2 separate regions of the Homo sapiens genome follow, and region 2 is linked to region 1. Evidence: chromatin loops called from intact Hi-C (ENCODE). Cell type or tissue: ovary. All regions are shown on one strand. Each heading gives the region's core, and the rest is flanking DNA. Links, peaks and the distances in the headings are about the cores only.

Evidence for each region. Hi-C counts contacts between places; a loop is a spot of excess contacts. Peaks named below come from ENCODE experiments on the same cell type or tissue, not always from the same donor. Only the 100,000 strongest peaks of a DNase experiment are listed, where the experiment ranks them.
Region 2: it touches region 1 in a loop (2.5-fold over the local background); 16 of 110 quality-filtered maps call a loop at or near these places.

The regions. Positions count from the first base shown.
Region 1 is chr14:68,662,165-68,666,557 of GRCh38, forward strand. The region is part of intron 2 of RAD51B-AS1 (RAD51B antisense RNA 1); the gene reads right to left. It also overlaps a transcript of RAD51B not described here. Among named protein-coding and RNA genes, the nearest start is that of RAD51B-AS1, 21 kb to the right of the region's middle. RefSeq lists an enhancer at 1,218-1,407. In ovary, for the core only: a CTCF peak has its summit at 1,848; no DNase peak of the experiment used is centred there; H3K27ac peaks cover 3,174 bases.
Region 2 is chr14:68,550,392-68,554,784 of GRCh38, forward strand. It overlaps a transcript of RAD51B not described here. Among named protein-coding and RNA genes, the nearest start is that of RAD51B-AS1, 130 kb to the right of the region's middle. RefSeq lists enhancers at 402-922, 923-1,443. In ovary, for the core only: no CTCF peak of the experiment used is centred there; a DNase peak (open chromatin) is centred at 2,441; H3K27ac peaks cover 848 bases.

The DNA.
Region 1 (4,393 bases), core at 108-4,107:
GTTAATGTCACCTAAGATGACACCAATTTTCTTGGTAACTGTTCAGGTTGATTCACGTCGACTTTACAGTCAACACACACCCCTGAGTCTTTCACACCTGCCCCATCCCGGGCATGTATAAAATTCCATTTGTTTAGCCCCAAGGTTCCAGATGTACATTAATCCTATTATATTTCATCTTGTTACATTCAGCCACCATGAATCCAAACTGTTTTGGGATCTTAGGAGATTCTAATTCTGTTATCCAAGATGTCAGCTGCCTCTGAAAGTTCTTCCTAGTCTCTAATAGAACTGTTGAAACAGAACGGTCATGGGAGATTCTGGGACACGGATGGAACCACCCAGCAGGCTGACATCCATCTGTTTGTTAGCAGCTTTAGGGCCACTCAGCACATCCCCAGCTGTCCCAGTGACACTGTCTCCAGCCCTCCTTGTTCTCAAGAGAGCCATGAGCTGTCTGCTCTGCTGCCTACCACAATGCCATGTGCTACCAACTTAGGAATCCTGTCTCCTCCCTCCAAAAAAGTACAGTGAGTAGTCATCTTTTTTCTTGGTAAATCCATGCTGATTCCTAACGATCATCACTTTCTTTCCTAAGCCTTCATAAGCCATCCCTTTCCTTGTAGATGAGAGAAATTAACCCTGAGTTCAAAGCAGAAGCCTTCAGACAGCTGTACGTGTTAATTCATTATGCTGGGCATCTCCATTTGCCCCTCCACAGCCACCCCATCCTCCTCCCCACTGCTCTGTACCCCAGGAAGCTGACCTTGTGGACCGCATTACTGGGCACCCTTGCCCTCTGGCTTCAGTTGGGTTCTGCCAGTGGGAGGCACCAGCAAGAGACAGGAGGGTGGGGCCAGGCGTGGTGGGTCACCCCTGTAATCCCAGCACTGTGGGAAGCCAAGGTGGGTGGATCACCTGAGGTCCGGAGTTTGAGACCAGCCTGGCCAACATGGTGAAATTCTATCTCTACTAAAAATACAAAAAATTAGCTAGGCGTGGTGGTGCGCACCTATAATCCCAGCTACTCAGGAGGCTGAGGCAGGAGAGTTGCTTGAAACCAGCAGGGTTGAGGTTGCAGTGAGTTGAGATCTAGCCACTGTGCTCCAGCCTGGGTGACAGAGTGAGACTCCATCTCAAAAACAAAGAGAGAGAGAGAGAGAGAGAGAGATGGGTGGGACAAGGTCAAGATATTTATTTATCCTCCTGGTTCTACTGTAATGGGCCCTTGCTTGGCTGTGTCTCTCCACTGCCCCTGTATCTAAGGCCATAGCCCCTGATGAATGGCTCTCTCCTCCAGATACTTTCTCTTTCACTTCGCCCCCTTTACCCTTCAGGCTCCCCCCGCTGCTAGCCCTGGAGGGCTTCATCTTTCCTTGTTAGCTTCCTTTAGCTTTACGCATAACTTGTAAGTAGTGACATTTCTAAATTCTGCTCAATTACCCCATTTGAGTGTGCCGTCTGTCTCCTGCCAGAACGCTGACCAATACACTCATATTTTGAGTCATTGCCTAAAGACTTAGGCCTAACAGTGCTAGACGTGGGAGGGAGTGTAGGTGTTGGTGAGAATAGCATAAGAGTTAAAGGCACGGAATTTGTGGTCTAACTAACCAGGATTGAACTTGATTTCCACCGCTTTCCAGCTATAGTTACTGAACTTCTCTGAGCCTCTGCTTTCTCTTCTGTAAAATGGGAGCAGTAGTCCCCTCTCACAAATTCTTTGTCAGGATTTTATGTGATTATATTTGTGAAACATTAAATTTAGCATCAGGTGCATTATAAGCACTTGATAAATGTGTTATTCTGATTATTATTAAGACAGACTCTAACCATTGAGGGTATTGCTTTGGTGCTAGAATACGCTAGCAATAAGCTTCAAGGTTTTCCTGTTTATGTCCACCAGGGAATTTGGACCTCAGGTAATCTGCCCAAATCCTGCCCAAACAGGAGTAAGAAAAAATAAGCATTGTTGTTGCTGTTATTTTATTAGCTAGAGAGGCAGTCAATTCTATCACTTATTGTCAACATAATTTTTTAGCAAAGACTACTCTAGGAGGCTGTAGTTACATTCTTTCTGACACCTTTCCCCTATCTCTTTTCTACATAATCTTAGAGTCCCCCAACCACCAAGGATGATTCCTACTGATTCAAACTAAGAAAATGTGGCACCTTTTAACCTCTGCCCTTACAGAGCTTCTCCCCACCACATCCACCCCCGCCCACAATGATATTCTTACCAAAATAAGCTCAGAAGAGAGTCTCTTAACTTTGTCCAAAAGCTAAATCTGAAAGAGGTTAAAGGTTCTCTGGTCAGTCGCATTTCACCCGACTATTTTTAGCTGATATAGGGCAAAACAAGTTTCCCCAAAGATCTGGGCCCTGTGAAAGCTGGAATTTCTGCCAAGATGGAGGAATACAGCTCTCCCTGCTGGAAAAGAGAGCACAATTCCCTCTTTCCTCACCCCGGGATACCTATTTGCTGCCAGTGAATCTCCCACCTACTCTGTCATGCTAGCATTTGATCACATTGGGTTCATATGTGCTTATTTGCTGCTCCAACCCCAATCCTTACTCCTGAGCCTTTACCACTCAACTATCAATGTGTCCACTCATCCTCTGGGCCATCTTGTGCCCTCTTATCCTCTATCTCCTGGGTCAGAAGCTTGGCAGTTTTCTGGATGTGACTCCTAATGGAAATCCATGACAAAAATGCCCTGGATTCTCAACCAGGGAGAGAAACTCCTCTTCTCAGCCTCTTCTGCCAATGTGCCCCACTCCTATTTCTCTCTCCTGAGAGCCCTAAGCCCTGCCATGTTCCTTCTGTCCTTTCAGCCCCTTTCTTCCCCTACTCACATAATGCACCAAGGGTAAGCATCTTCCTGCCCAGATATATCTGCCCTTTCACATACTCCCATGTGACTCTTTGACCTCTGTTGTTGGAATCTCTTGACTTAGAAAACCAGAGATGTTTCCATGACTTTTAAGGCTTTTGTTGGCAAGACAGCAAGGAGAATGGAGTGAGGGGCCAAGCTCAGGCTTTCTGCCTGGCCCCGGAGGGCAATGCCATGGGAAGGTGACCTCGTCACAGGCCTGGGGGCTATCCCAGTGGGATGACGCCATTGGGTACTCTATCTCAGGCTCCTCTGTTGCTCTGCCCTTCAGGCAGGATATTGAGTTTTAAGTTAAAAGACAAGGATCGAGCTTCATCTTATGATTTATGGTTTAGGCCAGGGTTTCCAAAACTGTATAAAAAGTTATTCCTGGCCAAGTTCCCTATTAGTCATATGTGTGAAGTGGAAACATCACTTTATCAGAAATATACTTCCCCCAACCCATCCCAAACTGTGTCTATAATCAGGCTCTGGAGGGAAGACACTGGTATTAGAGCTGGTGTCAGGAGAAGAACTCAAGGGAAGACGCTTTACTAATAGGACTGTATGGCCCTGGCAGTGGTGATTATACCAAACACATATGGAAAGGGATCATGGGGCAGCCAAAAGAATGATGAAAACTTCACATTGGTACTGCCCCTAGAGGTGCTTTTCCACGAATGGCTAGATTATGAATGTTTAAGCTTTCTTATTTAAGTGACCTTACTCCATCAGCACCCGTCCACTCTCTTCTGGTACCCATGCCCCTGTTTCTTGGGGAATCCCACACCATGCCCTGCTCTCAGTCCATGAGATTTCAGTGCAGCCAACTTTACCCCCAACTCAGGGTGAAGCACAGGACCCAGGCCTAAGCCAATCAGAGCATTAGATTCTCTTGGGCATAGTGATTGGTTTAGGAATGGACATCTGATCAATCAGAGCCAATGAGATACCTTAAGGTCTTCCCTAGGACTTCTGGGAAGGGGACTCACTCTTTCCCCCTTGAACCTGAAATCTGAGAGGTATAGAGCTGGAATTGCTGTCATTTTTCTGTCACATGAAACCTGACTCTGAAGCCAGCATAGCAGAGAGTAGAGCTGAGAGATTTTTCTGTCACATGAAACCTGACTCTGAAGCCAGCATAGCAGAGAGGAGAGCTGAGAGATGGAGAGTACCCAAGTCCTGATAACACATTATTTTATCCCTGAATCAATTTATATCTGATGCTGGCCCTAATTCTGGATCTTTTTGTTGCATGGGCCATTGGATTTCCCCTTTGCTAAAGCAGTTTGAGATGACTTTCTGTCCCTGGCAACCAAAGAGCCGTAGTTTACAGCTATTGTTTAAAAATACATTCCTAAGTGTAAATGGAACTAAGAGAAAGGAGACAGGGCCAGCAATAGATCTGTACTTTGCAAGCACAATCTATTGCTCAGGGGCACAGACAGAGGCATATCACATACTTAAATGTGAGGAGAGCAGTACTGGGAGGTCCTCAGACAGGAAGAGGGTGAACCCCAGGC
Region 2 (4,393 bases), core at 225-4,224, 110 kb before region 1:
GTTTGGACCAAATCCGGTTATGGTCTGAAGAACCTCAGGTATGGGACATCCCCAGCAAAGCAGTCTTATTACTCTTTATCCTGCAGAGTCACAGCTTACAGAATCTTCCCTAGAAGAGGTGTGCCTGGTGTACTTTTAAAAATAGATGCGCCTCTTGTGTAAACAGCATTTTGCCTGTTGGAATGTAAATGAATGTTGTTGGAGTGCTTGGAGACAGTTTGTTCTTTTAGTGGATTAGCAATTTCCCCTGCAAATGTTGTTTCATGGTATTTGCTAAGCACATCCTTCCTTCATATGCAATATGGAATTCCCTATCAGCCAGCCTAGATGGGCGAAAACTCTGGAAGTTCTGCTGTACCCAGTCCATCAATAACCCTAGCAGTGATCTGTGTTCTAGAAAGGCAGGGGTGGGGGATGAGTCCAGGTTTTCTAAAGACATTGGGAAATAATAGCAAATTTTCCAGAGAAGGAGTTGCTTCCAAAAATTTAAAAAATAGTTAAAGAGAGGCATTTATAACCATGAAGAGTAGTCAACAGAGAAAACAAACATGCCAGTGAATGAACATCCTAGCAGAGGGTGGAGAGAGCAAGCCAGAATAGTGTGGAGGGGGTACAAAAGTTTCAAATTATCTTCCCTATATAAAATTCCCATGATCCCCCAGGCAGTCAGTTTTAACTGCTTACCCCAGCACTCCCAAATTCCATTCTTCCGGAGGCCTGGCAAAGCACCTCCTCAGCACTCACTACCCAGTCCCAGGCCTCAGGCGTGCTCTCCCCACACGGCTGCTGTCCCCATCTTCACTTCCACATCATCCTTGGATCCTAGATCACTGTCCCTACAGCTCACTTCCTTGTTTCCACTCCCTGTCCACACATTAAATATCCATGCTCTGGCCTGGCAGTCAGCAGTCCCATGACCTGGCTCCAGGGCCCCTTCAGCCCCAAGTCGCGTCCCTCGCAGGTTTGATGCCCAAGCAGCAGATTTCTCCCCAACAGAGGCCTCAGAGAGTGCCTGGCTGTGATAAGCATGTGTTGCTGTGATTTTGTCATCTGTCTCCTTGCTTTTGCTTAGGCTGTTCCCCTGCCTTCCTCTCTGCCTGGCAGGATTCCCCCCTTCCCAAGAAGTGCCTGCTTCTGATCTCCAGTAAGTATCTGACGTCAGTCATATTCTTAAATCTGACCAGCTCACAGTATTTACATCCAGGATTTCTCTCTTTTTCTAGAATGAAAACACCTCCAGGTCAAGGGCTTTCTCTCACACTTATTTACACCTCAGCACCTAGCACAGAGTGCTGTACACAGTAGATGCTTATTTTAGACTGTGATATCCTTAATAATAATAATAATAGCTCTGCATTATTAATCATTTTCCATGTGCAGGCACTGGGGTCTCTCCCCAGATGCATCTTCAGCACAAACCAAAGAGTGTTACCATCAGTTACATTTTATGGAACTTGCCAAGAGCGTAGGTAATAAATGACAGAGCTGCGATTTGAACCCTTATTTGTCCCCTCTAGGACTTGCATTTGAAGTCATAAGGGTGCTGTTCTATTACTCTCATGAAGACAGGGACCACGTCTTTACCTAAGGCAGTGTTGCAAGTGGAGACTAAAGACCAAATCTGCCCCATAGATATGTTTTGTTTGGCCCATTCTGTGCGTGTTTGTTTGTTTCTTTAATCAGGAAATTTTACATCCACATCTAGATTTCTGGCTTTGCTGGGAAGCCCAGGAGATACAGTAACCCTGGATTTAAGCGTAGTGATGCTGGCCAGTGCTCGAAACCGCTGTCCCCACTTCACTACAGCCTCTGCTTGCCTGGCCTGAGGGTAGGGGAGCATTAGAGTTTGCGTCTTCCGCACTGTACTGTCTGGTTCCATGTTTCACCTCCCAGGCATTGGGATTGGGGTGGGTCCGTTCTTGGTTATATAGGACTGCCCCATATATTGCAGGGTGTGTAGCAACACTGGCCCTCACCCGCTAAATCAACAGCACCTTTCCTTCAGTCATGTTGACAATCAAAAACTCCCCCAAACATTTGCAAAGCCCCTAGTGAGGGATGCTGCCCCATTCCCTTTTGAGACACAATGGCAGATAACCCCTTGTCTCACCAGTGGTGGCACACAGTAGGGCCTCCATTAAATAGATTTAAAAGACCTAAAATGCAACATCCATTACCAAATAGTTCCCATGTTAAAAGTTCCCATGAAAGGAGAAGCAGAAAAATGCAATAATCATAGTATTTTTTTAAAAATAAATTATCTGGAGCAAATTTAGTGCATTCCCTTAAACACCTGTCCCATGATGGAAAAAAAAAGTTAGTAATAACACGTTTCTGTGGAGGCATTTCCATTCTCCACGCCTCAGTTCCCACTGTAATGTTAATTGGTTATGGTTTTCTTTGCTTCTAGTCCTTACATGTGCAGCTGTCAACCAGGCACCACCCCAGGAAATGCTGCACTTAAAGGGATAAGTAAGAGGAACTGAATCACATGCAGCTTTTCTAAGGAGAAATGATATTGTTAATATTTTTGCTTGTTGTTCTAATTATAAAAATACTATGTGCTTATAGTAGAAATTTCAGAGTAAAGTACTAAGAATAAGTAAAAATCCCTCATACTCTCATCATCAGAAGATAATCACTGTTTCTATTTTTGTATATTTCCTTCCAGTCTTTCTTCCTCTATCGCACATATTTGTGTTTGTTGTTGCTGATTTCATTTTGCTTCTAAGAAAATTGGGATTGTACTATTGATAAAGCCCTCCTTGCCACTGCATGGCTGTACCATGATCAGTTTAACCAGTCCCCTTTTGTTGAACATATGGTAGCTTCCCAGTTTATGCTGTGATCAACAGGACAGCAATCACCTTCTTTATCCATAAATCTTTTGGGATCACTTGGATTATTTCTATAGAAAGAGTAATATGGTAAGCAGTGTAGAAAGAAACCATCCTCTCCACAAGAGAGATGTTATTGGCTCTGGCCCTAGAAGAGATGGGCAGAGCCAAGGGTAGACTGAGTTCTGGTTAAGGAATTTCCAGGCAGGAAGAAGTTCATATTTTTGAGCTGGCTTCTCTAGTGCAGCTGAAGACGAGCCATCTACTGCGAGCAAAGAGAGGCGAGGTGGGGCTGGGGACTTGGGGAGGGTGGAGTTGGTTTGGAGCTCCCAGTGCAGGAAGCAAACAAGGGCTTAACCAAAGGATGAAAATTGTTTGGCAGCATTGAGCACCTAGGTCACACTGTGTGATTTAGGAATAGAGGCCATTAGCACAGATGTGCAGCTCTCTCCAGTGAGGCAGAGACAAAAGCAGAGGTGGGGTGGAGGTGGGTGGGGGGAGGGTGGGGATAGTAGGATCATCTCAGGTTTGGGAAATGGCCTGACAGATCCAGCCAAAGGTCAGAGGGGCTGGTGAGAGCCTCATGAAATCTTTTCCCACCCAAAATAATAAGATTGCTATAACACATAAGTAAAAATCGTCTCTGCAACCTAGCAAACAGAGCTAAGAAATGAGCTTTGTCTACTAAAATGGCTTTACAGACCCAACATGAGCTGGACATAGACCCTGAGTTACTTTTAGGGTATAATAATAACAACAATGAAAACTTTCTACAGCAGATCACAGTTACAGAGTGCTTTATACAATACATAAGTCCAATCTCATAGGGTATTACTAAGTGGGTCCCCCATTTTCAAAGGAGAAAACTGAGGCTTAGAAAGGGTGATGATATGTGTAAGTGTAAATAGGTAGTTGACTGTAGAGTCAGGCTCCAGACCAGCTCCAAGGACAGATTTGTGATAATTAATCTATTAATGTGACCATCTCTTCTGTCCTTGCAAGATGACTTTTGTTGGAAAACAAAAGTCTCAAAACAAAAGTCACACCTGTGACCTTGACCTCCTAAGCAAGACAATTAACCAAACGAGCTAACAGGAAAAGCCAGTTCTTCCTGGGTGTAAAGAGTGGTCTCAGTGTCCTACCTACCAGGCTGGTCTCCTTGCTGTTCTCTGAACAGACCTCACACAGTCCTCCTGCCGGAGGTTTCCCTTGGTGAGTGGTTTCTACACCTGGACTCCTCTCCCCCACATGCCGACACAGCTGATTCTCTAACCTCTTCAAGTCTTTGCTTCAATGTCACCTTCCCAGTGGTGCCTTCCCTGGCTCCTCTACCTTAATGGCAACCCCCGCCCCACTGCAAACTCCCTCCACCAGCACTTCTTGTCTTCCTTTCCTGCTCTTTATTTTCTTCCATAGCATTTATCACCTTCTAATATACTAGTATTTCATTCATTTTCTTGTTTCTTTTTGTTTTCTCTACCATAATGTCAGTGTGACAGTGCAGAATTTTTGTCTGTTTTGTTCCCTGCTGTTTCCCCATGCCTAGAAGATGTCCA